2 separate regions of the Homo sapiens genome follow, and region 1 is linked to region 2. The links are chromatin loops, found by intact Hi-C in ENCODE. Cell type or tissue: IMR-90. All regions are shown on one strand. Links, peaks and the distances in the headings refer to the core of each region. The heading gives the core; the rest is flanking DNA. Region 1 has its middle 150 kb from the start of CDIN1. Region 2 holds the start of LOC105370767 (a long non-coding RNA gene).

Region 1 (8,884 bases), core at 398-8,397, 69 kb before region 2:
CTTTAAATCAATATGTTTCTGCAGACATTATATATGATAGCATATGTAGGCTGGAAAACAAGGAACTGAGGCCCCAGAACAGATTTAAAGGGGAGAAAGCCTGTCTTTCTATGAGGCTGGATTTTGAAGTATTATCTAGGGCAAAAGTTTTTTAAAATCTTAAATTACCTGTCACTCTATAGCAGAAAACAGTTTCAGAGACTCGACTTTGCTCTTAGATAGTCACTCCACAAAATGTCAAAGACCCCGAAAAGGGCACTTGGAAAGATATATTGCAAATTGTTATGCAATTCCTTATTCCTCTGGCCAGGAGAATTAGGAATTTGGGAGGTATTTTTTATGTGGGGTAGGGGAAAGAGAGGGTAAAGAGTTGACATGGAAATATATTTTTAAGGACCCTAAAGCCTGGGCAGTTTTTTACTGCATAGCTACAGGATACTTTGGCTAAAACAATTTAAAAAGAAGGCAGTGGAGAGACTGAACTGATGGTTACAGAGAGTGCGTTCTGGAAAACCCTTTCAATATAATTTAATTGGAACAGGATATCACTGATCTCAGATTCTTTCCAATTTCATTGGGAGGCCCAGGAAGCAAGGAGGTCAGATACAGTAGTTGCTAAATGGCGTTTGACTATTACCTGGGTTGTGCATAAACCAAACATAGGTTGTGCACAAATATGGGTTAGTTTGATTATTACATGGGTTGTGGATAAAGAAAACCCAGTTAGTAATGTCCTCTGAACCCTGATTAGGACTGAATGCTCATCCTGTGAATTGCAAATTAGTCAACATCTTTGGAAGTGGCTCATGTGTTAAAACCTTGGGTTTTGGAGTCAAGACACACCTGAGTTCAAATCCCAGCCCCACGGTTACTAAATGAGTTCCTTGGGAGATTTACAAAATCTCTCTAGGCCTCAATTTCTCCATCTGTTGAAGATTAACAATAGTATCCATCTACTACGAAATGAGATTATGTGTGGAACATGCATAGCAGAGGTCCTGGTGCTCAGTGTGTGCATAATACAGTTTAGCTAATAAGTTACATGCAGAAACTAATAAAGGGCAGCTGATATGATCATGTTAGTCATAATACAAAGTATTTAGAGTAAAGCAGCCCTGAAAATCTGAGTGGGATTCATACAACTGAAATGCCCTATTCGTAGCACATTGGGTTAAAAAAATGACTTGGGTGTTTATCACCAGTGAAAACACTGCAGAGAGGCCATATTCTAAATGTTTTAAATGTTTTATAACAGTGGCAGCTGAAATGTTATTAAAATGGACAAATGTAAAATACTAAATGTTCTTGGACAAGAGTGATTCACCGAGTGTTCCTTGTATGTGAGCATGTATTACAATCTTTATAAATTTAGACAGAATTGATAACAATACTTGAAAATAAGACATCATGGAAACTCATGCTCAAATGACTTCAGGTTGTGTGAATGAACCTTTTGCCAGTGAAAGAACAAGGAGGATGTGATATCTCTCTTCTATTCACAAAGCCTAAGGGGAAAAAACCCTGAAATATCAGAAACATATGGTTTTAAAGTTCTGTGTCTCAGCCTGCAACATTGATGGGATTTTATGTAAAGAGATAAAAATCTGTGCATGGACTGTCACAAGCTGTTTGGGTGAACGGAGTCACTGCTGCTAAACCACTGTTGATATTCTTAAATGGGTTGCAATGAGAACCACCTGTAAGCCAGACAGGTTTGGAAGTAGTGAAAATCATCAAGGGATACAGGTCAAAATAATGTAAATAAGATGAGTAAAGAAAGGTTGAACAGCATCAATGAGTCAAATGGCAAAAAACCCGTCAAGAACAAAAAATACAGAAACAAGTGTGACTTCTGTCAGAAGCATGGCAGAAGTGTGTTTCAGAAGGATGAGAATAGAATTTATTCATTGGTAGTCTGGAAAATTGCAATTCCTGGATCCATTCACTTTTCATATTATTTGCTCTAATTATGGTAGGCATAAAGTGGATCAGGAGACTACACAGCTTTGGAAAACATATACAGTATTGAGTAATAGAGTAACCAGATTTTGAGGTGAGCATCTTCTTAGGAGTATGCTTGTCAGTGTCCATGACTCTCTTGCAGAGCACGATAAACTGAGGGGAAGATAAAAATTTATCAACATTTTCTACTTTCCTAAGTGAATTCCCATACCTTATCTCATTTGAACCTCATGAGGCAGGCAGGGTAGAGGAATGTCTGACTATCCAACAGCCTTCATGAAATATTTTGTTCTAGATGAATTTGATGAGACATAATGACAATAAAGATAAGTAGAGATAAATTCAGTTGAATTGAATCTACTTCTTCTGAGCATTTGGTTCTCAACGATTCCTGTCTCATTCTTGTCAGACTCAAATTAATAACTTTGCTAGATATTTATTACATAGTTAAAGCACCCTGGATGTTTATGTGTCTGTATGTTGGCATGTCTTTGGATCTGAGTTTTGAAAGATTAAAGTTCCAGCCTTTGGAATTTGGATATATGTTAATTAAAACAAAGCAAAATAAGCAAAGGAAAGCTTGGACTTTGATATTCAAAGACTTGATTCACTTTCCTACTTCTGGCCAATTTTTAAATCAACATTCTACTATATATCAGGCACTGGGTATGTCACCTAATTTGTGTGAACTTCAGTTTCTGGATCAGAAAGTTGAAATAAAGAGCATATCTGTTACTCAAAGTTGCTGCTATGAGGAAGAGATGTAACAATGTTTGAGAAAAGCATATTGTGATCTGTAAATTGTTATTACTCTTGTAATTATTAGTGTCAGGTGGACAGAAAGAATGAGAAAGACAATTTAGCTTGGGAGACTAGCATGAATTAAAGGCATGGAAATATAATGACATACAGAATGTTCGAGAATGACCAAAAGGCAGGTATGACTGGGATGTAAGGGTATAGAAGGAAGTTCTTCAGTGGAGCAGCAAAGTGCTTTATGGAGAGCCTGAATGCTGGGTTACAGAGTTTGCGCTTTATTCTAGGTCCAACAGGGAGTCCTTGAGGATTTTGAATGAGTACTACATCTTCTAGAAAAATTATCTCACATGCTAGAAAAGTGTCCATCCATACATTATCAATGAGGAGACCACAGAATAGTTTTATCCTTAAGCACTGAACAACATTTCTCTTTTGTTCTCCTTTTTCTCCTTGCCTGGCCGACATCATTCTTTGACTACCTTCAATAGTTTTCAGCCTTTGATGTACATTAGTAATTCCTGGCCTTTGCTCCAGCCTATTGAATTCACATCTGGGTGGTAGGGCCCAGGCCCTGCATTTGAAAAGTCAGTACAGGGGATTCTGATGTCAAGACAAAATTGAGAGCCATCTTTTGAACTTGTTCTGTACCTATTATCTCCCTGTGATATACAGAGGAGGCTCTTTAAACTGCAAGAAATATCCATACATTACAGTGGTCTATGATGAACATATAAGGGATATAAGAAAGAGAGAAAGCTCAACCACTTGGCCATGACTCAGGGAAACTGAAAAGAGCAGGCAGGGGCACTATGTCTTATGGGACAAGCAGAAACCACAGTATGCTTGAGTGTCCAGATAACTGGATCACAGTTCAGAGATAGGAAGATGACTCAGGATTCAGTAATGTGGGTGTCATCAACTGAGGTCCAGGGGTCCCTTCCCATTTTCTGCAGGGAATATGACTCAGCTACTTTCCCAGTCCCTGCTGGTTTCTCTGTGTGAATATTCACTCTAGCTCCTATTGCCTGGCAGACTTACTCATTATATCCTCAATGGAAATTCCAGAGAGGGACAACTGGATTAGTCCAGTGACTCATGGAGGAGCATCTGCTTTTGATGAAGTGCTTTCTCTTCAGTCGGGCCAATCACGATTGGGAGGCAGCGTCTTGAACGGTGGAATATGAGTAAGAACTTCTACAGAAGAGGCCAGGGCTTCCCAGAAGGGGGCTATTCAGTAACAGTAATTATCAGCAACCTCTATTTAGCACTTGAGCACATATCTAAATATTTTACATATGTGAAAATTCATTTAATTTTCATAACATGCATAATTTAATTGTTTTCATTTATTTGACAAATATATACAGCGTTGCTCTGTAGCAGGCACTGGTCTTAGTACCTTACAGATGTTGACTCCGTTGATAAAAACTTACGAGGTAACTACTATTGTTTTTTTCATTTTACAGACAAAGACAGTCACAGAGTTAACATGTTTTCTGAGGTCATACCACTAAAAGTGGAAAAACAATTATTTGAACCCAGGCACTCTGGCACATGCTTTATGAGATTCATTTCTTTGCACCCTCAGGTAACCCAAGGTGCTAAAAATCTACTTGTTCCTATTATGTATTCCAGGAGATATGTAAGGCTGACACACAGACTGGCGTGAGGAGGGCAGTTAGCCTGGTGCTTAGCTCTGAATGATCTCAGAGATCAGAATCTTTTCTTTTGAAGTTCTATGTATCTGGTACCCAATAAATGCTCAATAAATATCTATTGAATAACTATGGAATAAATGAATGAATAAATAGAATAAATACATAAGAAAATGAGATTTAAAAAACGTGAGCAGTTGAAGTGGAGTTTGAAGAAAGAAATTTTTGGTTGAGTGAAAAATCACATTTGATCATTTGAGAATGATAGTATTAAGAAAGAATGGTACGACTTGACTTCACCTCTTAACCTCCAGAGACTCCACTGAGAGCTAACCTAAATGTTTGAAAGATTTTTCTTCCTAGTCTTCTTAGCTTGTAAAATTTGAGCAATTAGACATGCCAATATTTAGGAAATAGTTGCTACTTTTCTAGCAAGACACTATGAGAATCAGTCATCATTTAGTATTTTGTTGTAAGTCTTGAGCTATAGTAAAAAAAATGTAAGTAGAAAAAGTTAAGTAAAATCGTATTGACTTAATATGTACATTAGGCATATTGGCATTTGAATGGGTTTAAATTTATTCATGCATTTTTAAAGGGAAAAATAGTGATTAAAAGGAAAACTCAGAGACTTTTTTGGGAACATAGTCTTTAAAAAAATTATAAAGAAAACATATTTTTACTTAATCAGCAGGACAAGTATAAGCTCATCAATAAAAATGGGGAGCACAAAATAAAGGCAAAGCAAGGCTGACGACAGCCTGGCTCTATTGTCTAACTGTGGAAGAAGCAGGAAAATAACAGCTGCAGACATGCAATAAACAAGCACAAGGGACTAAGTTGGAGCTTGATGCCAAATTAAACCTGTGCGTGAACCTTATTTGTTTCGTTGCAGTTAAGGAAAGACACTACCATTCAAATAGACAAGCTACATAAGACAGACTACGTATACACTGGAATCAGAGTCTCCAATCAGAAAGGGATTTTGTGTCTCTTTTCCTGTTAAGAACCTGGTTTAGACAGCTCTGCTACCTATAAACATTTGCTCTAATCAATTAGAGAAGGAGAGCCTAAGAAATGGTCATGCAAAATATTCGGACAATGTCACATGATGCCTGAAGACTGCTCTCATTTTAACTGGGATAAAGAGGACATTTCTCCATTCAAGAGCTGCTTCTGATTGTTCTATGTTTCTGATGCATTTTTACTAACGCAATACATAGGGTAATAAGATACTCATGTTACAGACACATTATGTAATAGTCTGTATCGTTTATATCCTTATTTGTTTTCAGGAAAATCAAGTTTTATTTTTACTTCTGTGAAACAATGTCATTTCAACTTATTTATACATATTCCTTTATCAGGAAATAATTTTATCCTGGATATCCCTTTAATGTCTTGCAAAATGTCTCCCCATTCTTTTTCATCTCTTAATATATTTTTCCCACCCCACTACCCAACTGTGGCCAAGATATGGAATATAAATAAATGGAAATATGCAGTAATTCTGGTTTGTAATTGAGAAATGTATATACTCATCACTTTCTTAGCAAGGTTTTAATAACAAACACTGAGTATAGGAAAAGACTAGCAGAATAGAAATCTTTAATTAGAATCTCTCAAAACCTACCTTTAAAAATTAATTCAAATAGGAAATTATTTAGATTAATTGACTTATTTACTGCTCTATTTTATCAAAATATTATTCTTTGTTGTCTGAATTGCTCTTATAGCTTCCTGTACCATAACAAGGTATCATAGTTACGTACCATATCATAGCTAGGGAGGAACTAGCTGTTTTAAGCAGTTTATAATCTGGGGAACAAAGGCAGGAAGAGGTTGAATTATATGCTTAAATTATGAGGCAAATAAGAAAATTCTTTTGAGTAACTCACCATTTGGTGATTCCCATTGGCCACTCTCTCATATCAAGTACCCCGTCTCTGATAAAGTTTATTGAAAACTGAATAAGAATTATTTTCTTGGTAATAAGTTAGAATCCATTCTGTAGGATGAAGCTAGTTTTAATTTTTCAGTAGTCTTCTTTAGATTGTCGTTGATGTGGCTGAATGTAGTGCTGTTAAGTACCCAGATCTGGAGCTGATGTTAATGGAGGATGAAGTGAGGAAGACATTTGGATGAATTCTAATTACAGCAGCAGTTCTGATTCTTTTATTTGTGGAAATTTGGCAAACTTCAGTGGACTTAGTAGTGCTTTGCAAATGTGACATGAGTTGAGCAGGCTTGGGTCCTACTGAAAGCTTACAATGTGCCTTGGCTTTGGTAAAGTGTCTGTGGGAAGATGTGATATAAACATTACCCAAACTTTACTGTGGTATAGGGGTAAAAAAATGCATAAGTGAAACTTTCCCTCACCACATTTTCCATGTATTTTGGCTCTTGATTTTGGCTAGGTGTCACCATGGAATTACACAGATAGGTAATATTCTAATGAGATAATCAAATAGCCCAGTCAGATTAATATAACAAAATACGTTGTTGGAAAAGAAATGGTGTTGAATTTAGCTTTCTATTCTCAATAGAGGTTTTAACAGTAACAAACAAACAAAAATAACAGCCATAACGTACTCCAAAAAAGTAATCGGCTTTTGACTGTCATTGGAAACCAAACCGACGTTTCAAACTTTAGAACTCTAGAATAATTTTATGAAGGTAGAAATGCTACTAAGGATTTATGATTGTCATATTTAAAAAATTCATTCATTCTGCTTGGTGAGCACGTGTGTGAGTGTGTATGTTTAGAAATGGTGGTAGTAGCAGTAAACAATTTTTGAGCTGTAGATTTCCCTAAACTTCATGTCCACTATTGACGGGGTCAAAGGATACTATAACATGGATTTGTCTGCCTCATCTGGCAGCTTCAGTCCAGCAGAAATGAGAGAAGAGAGCCATGAAAGCAGAGGCTGAGGAGCAGCATCCAGTTAATAATGTGGGGCAACACACCCAGGGCTCACAATGATGGACTCCGTAGAGTGGGGCAAAAACATTCTTACGGCCTTTCGCATGGAAACTGTATCACCAGCCCCACTTCCTACCTCTCAAGAATGTCTGAGTTTTAAATGAACAAACGATTGGTGAGGTGAGATGCCAAAATAAGGAGAAACATATTAACCTTCTTTGAGGTGGAGACAGGGGAAAGGTACTTCCCAGAGGGAGGTTTACAAAGTGAAAGCCACTTTAATTCCTCCACAGCGTTTTCTTTCTTCCTTTCAATTGTTATATTTAGCAAGGGCCCCTTTCTGTTTTCTTAGCTTTGCTAAGTAAAGCATTTAGGATGACTAGCTTTTTTGGTGTTCTATGAATTAAAACTTGTAGGGTGTTAGGAGATATTTTGATCTCTCTCTCTCTCTCTCACTTTCTTTTTGAGACAGGGTCTCTCTCTAGTCCTTATTGAAGATGACAAAAAATTATTTTTTTGAAGATGCATGATAGAAAAAAATATATGATCAAAATGGGTTCCTATAACCCATTTCACCTCTGAATTGCCTCTTTTTTCTCTCTCTCTTTATTTCCTTCTTTCTTTTTTCTTTCTGTCTTTCCCGTTATCAAAAAATGTTTCTTAAATGTACAAAGTATAGAAGGCATAAATTGTTTCTTTATTAATAAATGCAATTTTAGCAGTAGATGTGTAAATTTTAAGTTAGTCATTTACTTTCTGCTTGTTCATTTTCTCAGTGTGGAATTGTTTCTTAATGTAGAGTTCTAATGGCTTTTTTAGTTTTAACATGTATTAAATTTTCTGCTATCCAGCCTTTTACCAATATATACACTTTAGCTGGGATTCTTGTGTAGAAAGTATAGCAGGATTATATTTCAAGATTCTGAGGAATGTGTGGAATTGTGAGAGATTAATTTACATTCACTGCAGTTATGGTATTACAATTATTTATTATATTGTAATCATCTGAAAATTGTAAATCAAAGAGTAGCATATAAGAGGGGGTCTTCAAAATGTTCATGGAAAATGTGTGTTATAAAAAACAATGCATGGATTTCAAATTTTTTTTGCACCAAAATAAACTTATACTAACTTGTAACATGTCCAAACAGGATCTAGTTTAAGGTACAAAGAAGATTAAGACATCAATTGAAAGAGCACCTATTAGAGCAACATAAATTCTGCTAAAATTGAAGCAAGAACAAACATCAAATTTATGGTGAAGGTTGGGTAGAGGAGTGATGAAATCATTGATGCTCTATAGAAAGTTTCTGGGAATAATGCCCCAAAGAAATCAGCAGTTTACAAATATATAACCCATTTTAAGAAGGGATGAGGTGATGTTGAAAATGAAGTCCACAGCAGCAGCCTGTCAACATCAATTTGTGAGGAAAAAAATTAATCTTCTTCATGCCCTGATTGAAGAGGACTGATGATTACCGGTAGGAACTATAGCCACTTGATTCAGTGTATACAATTCTGACTGAAAAGTTAAAGTTAAGCAAACTTTCCACTTGATAGGTACCCAAATTGTTGTGCCCAGAGC
Region 2 (8,884 bases), core at 266-8,265:
TGATAATTATGCATGTAGACAGCCCGACTCGTATTATGTAATGCGCTGAATGAAGCAGGGAGAATGGTTTTGATTTAGAATCATAAGCACCGTCACCAGACCCAAATACGTCCAGCATCCAAGTAACCCAGGAATCACCTCTCATGTTCTGGATCAGATCCATCAACACACCCCCAATGAGGACACATCCTTTTCCTTACGACTATTGATGGGCTTTCAGCCTGACAATTCAGAAATGTGCCATTGATGTAGGCCACATCCAGGGGAGAATGCCTTCTGGGATTCCTCAGTCATCGGCCTAAGAGGGAGTGTTTTGGTGGCAGGAAATGTCTCTAGATAATGCATTCTTCTAATTTCTTTTTCAAATACTTTGCATCTCAGCTATTAGTCAGGGAAGCTCCCACTTTTCCCTGTCAGAGCCATTCACCCATTTGGCTCAGGTTTTGGGTGTGAGAATGGAGGAACTATGTTCATTTCACTGCAAGGATAAGCAGATCAATGCTCCTGTCGCTGTCTGGTTAGATGATATTTCACATCACTCTAAACAAAAGCATTTCCAAGTGAAGATGAAAAGTGGTAGTAAAAATAGACCGTTTAAGTAGGTACTCTGTGCTACCCTTTCCTACTAAAAACCCATAAGATTTTATTAACACTTAAAGCTCCTTTTTGACCTTTAGGGAGTTTTTATATTTCACAAGCTGTATAGCCTCTTATCCTTGAAAATAATTAAAGGAATTTAGGAAGATGCTAGGGTTACCTATAACTCATGAGATAGTTAAATGTAGGTAAACCAGATAGTTGAAAGTTCACATCAGAGACGAAAAGCATTAAAAGGACACTTTAGTAATGAGTGGCCCAGGTCACGCTTCAGGACCACCCACATTTCTTCCCTAGACATTCAATGCAGGGGACAAATCAATACCCATCAGCCTTGGTCACTTTCTCACTTTTCTTCCAAGGACTATTGCTGTTGCTTTCTTGGAAATAAAACAAAGACACTAACCAAAACCCTGCTGCTCTTTATTGAATGATGTATTGACAGGCATAGATTCACAAAACATGCTAGCCATGATATTGCACTGTGTTGTGACACCGATTTGTAAAAACAAGTATCTTAACCATTTGTCATTTTTGCATTGTTTGCCAGCTTTTCTTTTCTTTAACAATTTTCCAAGGTTATTTATTTTTGTGTGTGGCTGAAGATAAATATGTTTCATTTGAAAACTCTTCTTTAGTAACATCGAGAACAAGAGAAACCCAGTTGTATATTTTTTGTGAATTTCTCCAGTTTGTATATTTTCTCTTTCTCTTTACATCATTTCAATCCAATCAGATGTCTCAAGGAAGTGGATGCCAGGAATGATGAATCACTGAAGCCTGTTGGGGGATCCACACTCGAGGTAGGTGGAAGAGTGCTAGAACACTAAAGCGTGCCACGGCCTCCCAACAGAGATAATACCTTATGCTTGACAAATTGAGAATTGGCATCTAATAACTTGGTATATTGAGAATTAGACTATACAAAAATGTATGTCTGGGAAAAATATTTAAATGCTATTTTAACTGCCAGAGAGAAATCTACTATTAGTGGCTCATAGTGATGTAGTTTAGAGAAGCTTAACCATGGTGACTCTATATGGATACCTTATACAACAAAATTAATAAGGTATGCTGGTGGTTATTCTTTATTTGTTAAGATTTTAAATAATCCATGTGATAAAAAGTCAAGAATTTATTTTAGTTAATGTCATTTTATTATTTTTGTTCTACTTGTGTGTGTTTATGTTTCTGAATTATATAGTGTATTTTCTCCATTACCTTTCATTTTAAGCACTACCGAAAATTCTGTGTTACATTATGGCTTACTAAGAATGCTATTGGATGATGTGATATTTAAAATGTCTATATAATATTAATATTTTCACAAATATATGCAATACATATATTCAAAAGCCTATTTTATTTTTTTCTTTTGTTAAAAATAACACTTTTTGGTCAGATATTTAAAACAATCCAAACTATTTCATAAATATTCTGCAGAAAAGCAGTGTGAGTTCAGAACTGTAGTTTGTATTGAGACAGTATAGTGGAATACACCTTGTTACGTTTTGTGAAGAAATTCCTAAACACATTAGCATGGAAGTAATAATATGAATATTTTTCTTATTTTCTGAGAACACTTCATGTCATTCTTTTTATGTCTCATCATTTTATTTTTCACCATCCTCAATTGCTCTTGCTAACAGCCAAATTGGAAGACAACATTAGTTTCTATCTCAAAATCTTAGAGATGAAGAGGAAAGGTAAATTTGTACTCCTTTACCAATTTTAGATTTGAGATCAGCACAGTTTTATATTTGTATACCAAATATATATAAAACGATATTTCTCCCGAGGTTCAGTTCGAATCAGTTCATCTCTCTCCCTCCATTCCCCCCAGCAGATCATGTGTTAGGGTCTATAGAATGGCACAGAGGGAAATTATTTATGCTCTACCCTCTCAAATCGTGGAGAGGGACCACCAGTAACATATGCCCTTAAGCAGGCTGATGCTTAGGAAAAGGATAGACTGTTACATGAGAATTTCACAGAAACAGTGAAACTAAAAATGAGGGCCTAAGTGCAAAGAGCATCGAATTTTTATCCATTGAGAAGTGGTTAAAAATTTTTTTGAGTTGGTACAGTGTGTCTTGCATAAAATTTGCCACTCTGCCTCGGCTAGGCAGGATGATGAAGCTATATTTCATAAACAAATAAATGGTTATCAACAGGAGATTTCTAATGCTAATTAATTTAATTTCCTGCATCCAGGTGCCTTCTAGAAACTTTATTCATTATTATTAGGTATATCTAGTTAACACCAGTTTAATTATTTTCTGATTCTTAGCCTTGCCAAATGTAGTTTTTCCAATTTCAGTACTTTCAAAGAACATAACTCCTGAAGTTAAAAAGGAATTCCTATCTGGTGCAGAACAGCTATAATGGTACAGAAGCTGTTGAGCACTAAATCAAAATGAACTATTTCAATTAAGCACTAGGAGGGTTTTTGGTGGAGATGAGTTTGAACTAGATAAGCACTCACAGGATTCATTTGAAGGCTTAGAGATAATGCTGTGCTGGATTAGTCTTAGTCTTCACAAAGAGGAACCTCAGAGGGTCACTAAAGTCTTCTATCAATGTCTGTATTTTTGCCTCTGTGTACCAAGTGCACCCAAGTCCATTCATTGCCAGCTGATGAGAGTCTGCAGGCCTGTTTGCTATTTCGGCTAATCAGGGAACAGTTCACAAAAACTCAGTTCTTCTTCTAAGTTTCTGGCCTCTCCTTCTGCTGTTGTGGAGACAGTTTTTGCTGTGATGAGGTAGGTGAGATTTAGGTCTATCCTAAATGATGCGTAAACCATGCAACCCTGACTGCTGTTAACCACCATTTGCCTTTGCTGGGCTCAAGCCAGCTTTTCTTTGGCATAGCTGATTTTGCTCGTGGTGAAATGTGCCAGGGGCATCACTGATCAAAAAAGGAAGTTGGCCCTTATCTTCGGCTATAAAGTTGCCCAAAAGGAACCTTTGAGCAGAATTCTCATGCTTGATTTTTTTTTTTTAATAGTTGTTTCCCAGCCCAACTCAGGGAAATTTCCCAAGGACCATCACGTTTTACTTTGGTAGCATCCCTAGGATTCTCTTTACCTCCCTTTGTTCCAGCAGTGTTGTGGTCCATCTTCACATCCTTAAATGCTTTGCTTTCAATGCATTGGTTTTCTATATAAGTATTAGATTCTAAATTCAGGTGTTATGGAGCCAAACTACTAGCAATCTCTGAAAGCTTCTCATTCTTACTTCCCAGAGTTTCGTTGTGTTCTTAGCTGTTGTATTAACAATTCAACTCTCCAGATAATCTCCCTATGGCATATGCAACATGGGCATTTGGAATACAGTCTTATATCTTTATGAGAGACACAACTAATTTTTACACATATACCAATATAAGCATTTCTTTAAAAAGTTCCCAACAAAGAACACAAATAAACTAACCATTGCTAAGAATTATTTTGGGGGGTGGAGGTGGCCTTTATCTGGTGAAATTCCAGTGGGCAGAGAGCTTGAGCCTGGTGGTTAATTTTATATCAGATTTCAGCCAGCCGGCAGTTACTCTTGTCTGCCGGTAGACTACTTTCTCTGTCACTTGGTATTAGATGTATTACACACCAAGCAGTAATTATCTTTGACACATAATTATTATGGTTTTGATGACAAGAAAGTCTTTTCTTTCAGTGCTTTCATAACATATATTCCTGAAAGTCCAGGCTTGCAAAATGCAGCTAAAAATTAAAAGCACTTGGATTCAGATTGAATTTGAGGAGAGGGAATAAAAGAAAAGAATTTCTTGCACATGGAGGAGAACAGTTTGAGAAGAGCAGAAAAAAAAAAGAAAAGGTATAGACTATTTGAAAGTTTCCCAGATGACCTCATCTAAGTAGGTTGCTGAACAGGAATAAAATCTTCGAGGGTCATTAATGCATTGGGGAAAAGCTGCCTGGATGCAGCCATGTCACTTACTCAGCAGGAAAAGGGTGCCTTTAAAATAATAAACTGATGAAGGCTTGGATTTAAAGAGAGAGGAGAGAAAAGAAGGAGGCTCCCGGCAAGGCCACAGAAACCACACAAATGAGTTTCTAATCTTGCCACATGGGCATTTTCCAGCTTTGAGCTCTGAGTCAACCTCAGCTGCAGGCCTGGATGAGCAGTTTAACAATCCTTGCCCCTAAAGACAGATTTTTTTTAAAATAAATGATCAGAATCAGACATCTTGAGTTTCTTGAGCCTGGGGGCTCTGTGGTATTTAAACAGGCAAGTGTCTGGTGCCCCTCAAGCTGTGCCTATGGCTGTGTTCTTATAAGTCCTGGTCACCAAGCTGTGGCTGCAGAGCTTGGTATAGGCTCACTTGGACAAGTCCCTGAAACTTATGTTTAGGAGCATCTGGGGACAGTGGGAGGTTGTGAAGAGGGTGAATAGGGTGGAGACTAGGGGAGAATGGGGTGGGTTGGAGACACTTGCTGAAGACTAGCATTATAATACGTGGATGTAATAATTTAACTCTAGGAAGTTGATGTTATCCAGCATCTGATTAGCCCAAGAGGAAATCTACTGGGTTGGGTGATGACAATTGGGCTGTGACCAAAGCTGGTTTCCTTTTCTCCATTTAGAAGTAAAAAATGTGGACACCAGGGAGTCCCTTATATTCCCAAGGGTGCTACCTCTCCTCATAGACTTCTCAGCTCAAACTCAAATAATAATAATCAAGCAAACATACTTGAATGCAGCTCTAATTTTAGTTCATTTTATTATTTAGAGATGGAGAGTGGAGGAGGGGAGGAGGTGGAGGCTGCCATCTATGACTAACGCTGTCTCGCAAGCTCTTAAGCCATATTTAGTAACGTGGAGTATAAAAATAAGCTTTTGGTTCAATTTTTTTTAAGTTGACTTCTGTTTCCTTTCTTCTGTTCCCTCTCCCAAAGACGGATTTAACTAATTACACTTTCAGCTGAATGCTGATAGACATGTATTTATTATCGGTGCTGTAAGCCCTGGAATTCTTTCTTCCCTCTGTGAGGCCACAGACATATATATTAAACTCCAGTCTCTGTGAGCTGTCAGAGTTATGGTCCAGCCAGAGCAGTGCAATATGATAAAGTTTTCAGGCCCTGTTTAGTTAAGACTGAAGATCTGGTACCCAGCCAATATCCACCACTCAGGGCTCTTTTCACAGTCCAAAATGATTTGGCTTAAACGTTTCCAACTGTGATGAGGTCCCATTTCAGTGATTATGCAGTCATTCACTTTTCCACATCAACATCAAAGTCATTAACAGCCGAGTATTATTGCGTTGGCTGGAATTCAGTTAAGAACTAGAGGGAAGTTGCCCTTTATTAAGATAAATCATTGCCTTGGTTATGTCACCCATGAAATAATCAATTTACTGTGTTGGTTAATTTCCTTCCTCTTTGATCTGTGAATTAAATTCAACAGATCATTGTTTCACACAACTACCACTCAAAAGATGTTTCAAGGGAAAAATGCATACATATGTTCTGATTGCTGCAGTCTTACAAGTATGATAAACAACACAGCAACACTAAGGGCTCAGTCCATTCTATCATTTATTTCCACAGTTATCTTATCTTCCCAATGCTCCAAGGGCAGTGTAACACCCTGATCGAGCTGGGCGATCCTCTCTCGGAATTCCTAAAGTGTTCTGCTAAGAAATAAAATGTTAAGCAGAGCTAACCTTAATGCTTTTGGGATCATAAACTTGTACCAAATCCAATGTAGGATATTCTTGTCTGGAATTTAGGATGAATAAGCCGTGATCTTTACAGGGATATTCACTTATAAATGTGAGGCATCCTTTAGAAGAATCTCTCTCATAAATACAAGGCATTCTTTGCTCCATAATTCATGGTTTCTTATGGGGAAAAGAAGTTGAGTGGGATGTTTTATTTTTCCTTGCTTTGGTGATTCCTCTGATAAATATTCTTGCGCTTGGATGATTTAAAAATATATATTTTATAATGAAATATTTCAAACATGTAGACAACTATAGAGAATAATATAATAAAAATCCATGGACCCATAACACAATTTTATCAAATCTTAACATTGCACTTTAGGGGTCTGTGTGTGTGTGTGTGTGTGTGTGTGTGTGTGTATGTGTGCTTTAAGAAAATAAATCTCATAGATATAGTTGAGGATTACTATGTATTCCTTTTCTATCCTTATTTGTTCTCTGTCTCCTCAAAGGAAATGGTTATCATGAGTTCATGCATATAAATGTTTTCTGATTGTTTTTGACTACATACTTTTATGACTATGAACAACATATATGCTATTTTACAGGTTTTTTTAACCTTTTGAAAATGATATTACACCCTATGCATTCTTTTGTATCTTGTTTGTTTCATATACATTATATGTTTGGGATTTACCAGTGGTAACACAGGTAGATCTAAGCCACAGTCATTTTAACTGGAACACAGTATTTAATTGTATAAGTATATGTAAATCTTAGCGATGTGTCTTTGTGCACAGGTATGTGCTTTTTTCTCCTAGGGCACATACCAAAAAAACAAAAAAAGGGGGTGTGTAGATTTTTGGGTCATCAGAAATGCACATCTTCAACTTTACTAGACATTGCCAAATTGCCAATTTATACTCCCACCACTAGTAAATGTGAATCCTAATTTCTCCAAACCTTCTGTACTAGAATGATTAAGAATAATTTTCTTTTTGGAAATTTGACTTAAGCATCTCTTCTCTGGCTTCCATGTGCTCAGTCTACATACTGAAAATAAAGTGGAAAATTGTAGCCATCATCATTCTAATGGAGGTGGAAACTGCCTAGATAATTATCTCTTAGCTCTGTTAACCTTGACTTTGTAGATCTGGCTAAAGAGATACCTGTCGTCAAAATAATAGAAAAGGTTAGGCTATGGTTTGAAAAATTTGGCTAGCTCTTCCTAGTCAGCTGGGGTGGAGACATCTGACAATTTCCCAGATACTTCAGGCCCCAAGCAACACTTTCTCAAACTGTTCACAACAAACACAGGGCTGAAATCTTAATCTCTTCAATCTCAATTTGCGTAGATATGACCAAACTACTGCAAAAAAAAAATTTTTAAGTCTCTTGAGTCATAAAAATTAAATAGCATTTATTTGGTACTTAAGAGAATATTGAGCGTGGTGACCACTATTATCTTGTACTTAGGTTAACACGAGACACTGCATCTAAGAATTTATAATAGAAAAAGTAAAACCAATATTAACTGAAATTAGTAGGATCAAACCTAAACATGCATAGGAAACGATACCACCAACTGTGGTTAAGCCCAACTTCAAAATGCTGGTCTTCCCAAACAAGGTGACACGAACTCCATCTGAGAGACACAGAAGAGGATTCAGAACTATGTCTTCAGCCAGACTGAATCAAGGTTACTCCCCAAGCAAGAGGGAATAGGGCCTGGCATCAGAATCCATTCTACATTTTGTATATTTAGTTATATGTAAGTATGCATATTGTATAGAACAGTCTAAAAATTATGTATTGACATGATTATTTTACTTTACTCTTTTGCAGATCAGGGACTGGAAATTTTCCCATGTCACTTTTGCTATTTCTAGGTGGACGTTAGGCATCAAATCAAATGTGTGTTTTGTTTTTTTTTTTTGAGACCGAGTCTTGCTCTGTCGCCCAGGCTGGAGTGCACTGGCGCCATCTCGGCTCACTGCAAGCTCCGCCTCCCGGGTTCACGCCATTCTCCTGCTTCAGCCTCCCGAGTAGCTGGGACTACAGGCGCCCACCACCACGCCCAGCTACTTTTTTTGTATTTTTAGTAGAGACGGGGTTTCACCGTGTTAGCGAGGATGGTCTTGATTTCCTGACCTCGTGATCCCCCGGCCTCGGCCTCCCAAAGTGCTGGGATTACAGGCGTGAGCCACCGCACCCGGCAAATCAAATGTGTTATAGTGGATCCTATTTCTATTTCAGGGAGAGAGTGGCTGTGTTCACTATTCTCAATTTGCTCAATTCATTCCCCACCTACTTTTGCTGCTCTGGAATGTAGCACCCAAAGTCTTCTTCTGTCCTCTGGCTTCTGGTTGGGTTTTGCGAGTAAGAAGCACCCATAAGAGACTGGAGGGTGGAGAGATAGGTAGGGTCTTTATTCCTTCCCCGCTTGCTTCCTTAGAACACTCACCAAGGAACAAATTATTTAAAACATTTCCCAAATTCACGGTGGGAACATGAATTCTGGATTGGTAAAATACAAGATCACTGGAAGAAGTTAGGTCTTAAATAATTGTACCTTTTATTATTATTATTATTATTATTTGA

The links. Hi-C counts contacts between places; a loop is a spot of excess contacts. Peaks named below come from ENCODE experiments on the same cell type or tissue, not always from the same donor. Only the 100,000 strongest peaks of a DNase experiment are listed, where the experiment ranks them.
Region 1: a loop joins it to region 2, with 3 times the contacts of the local background. A loop is called at or near these places in 2 of 110 quality-filtered maps.

The regions. Positions count from the first base shown.
Region 1 is chr15:36,423,200-36,432,083 of GRCh38, reverse strand. No RefSeq gene overlaps it. Among named protein-coding and RNA genes, the nearest start is that of CDIN1, 150 kb to the left of the region's middle. RefSeq lists an enhancer at 3,038-4,237. In IMR-90, for the core only: no CTCF peak of the experiment used is centred there; a DNase peak (open chromatin) is centred at 3,703; H3K27ac peaks cover 2,364 bases.
Region 2 is chr15:36,354,022-36,362,905 of GRCh38, reverse strand. It overlaps LOC105370767 (a long non-coding RNA gene), which reads left to right and starts at 1,392. Exons shown (of 2, transcript XR_932108.3): 1 at 1,392-1,666. In IMR-90, for the core only: no CTCF peak of the experiment used is centred there; DNase peaks (open chromatin) are centred at 1,345, 4,555, 5,395 and 5,595; H3K27ac peaks cover 2,098 bases.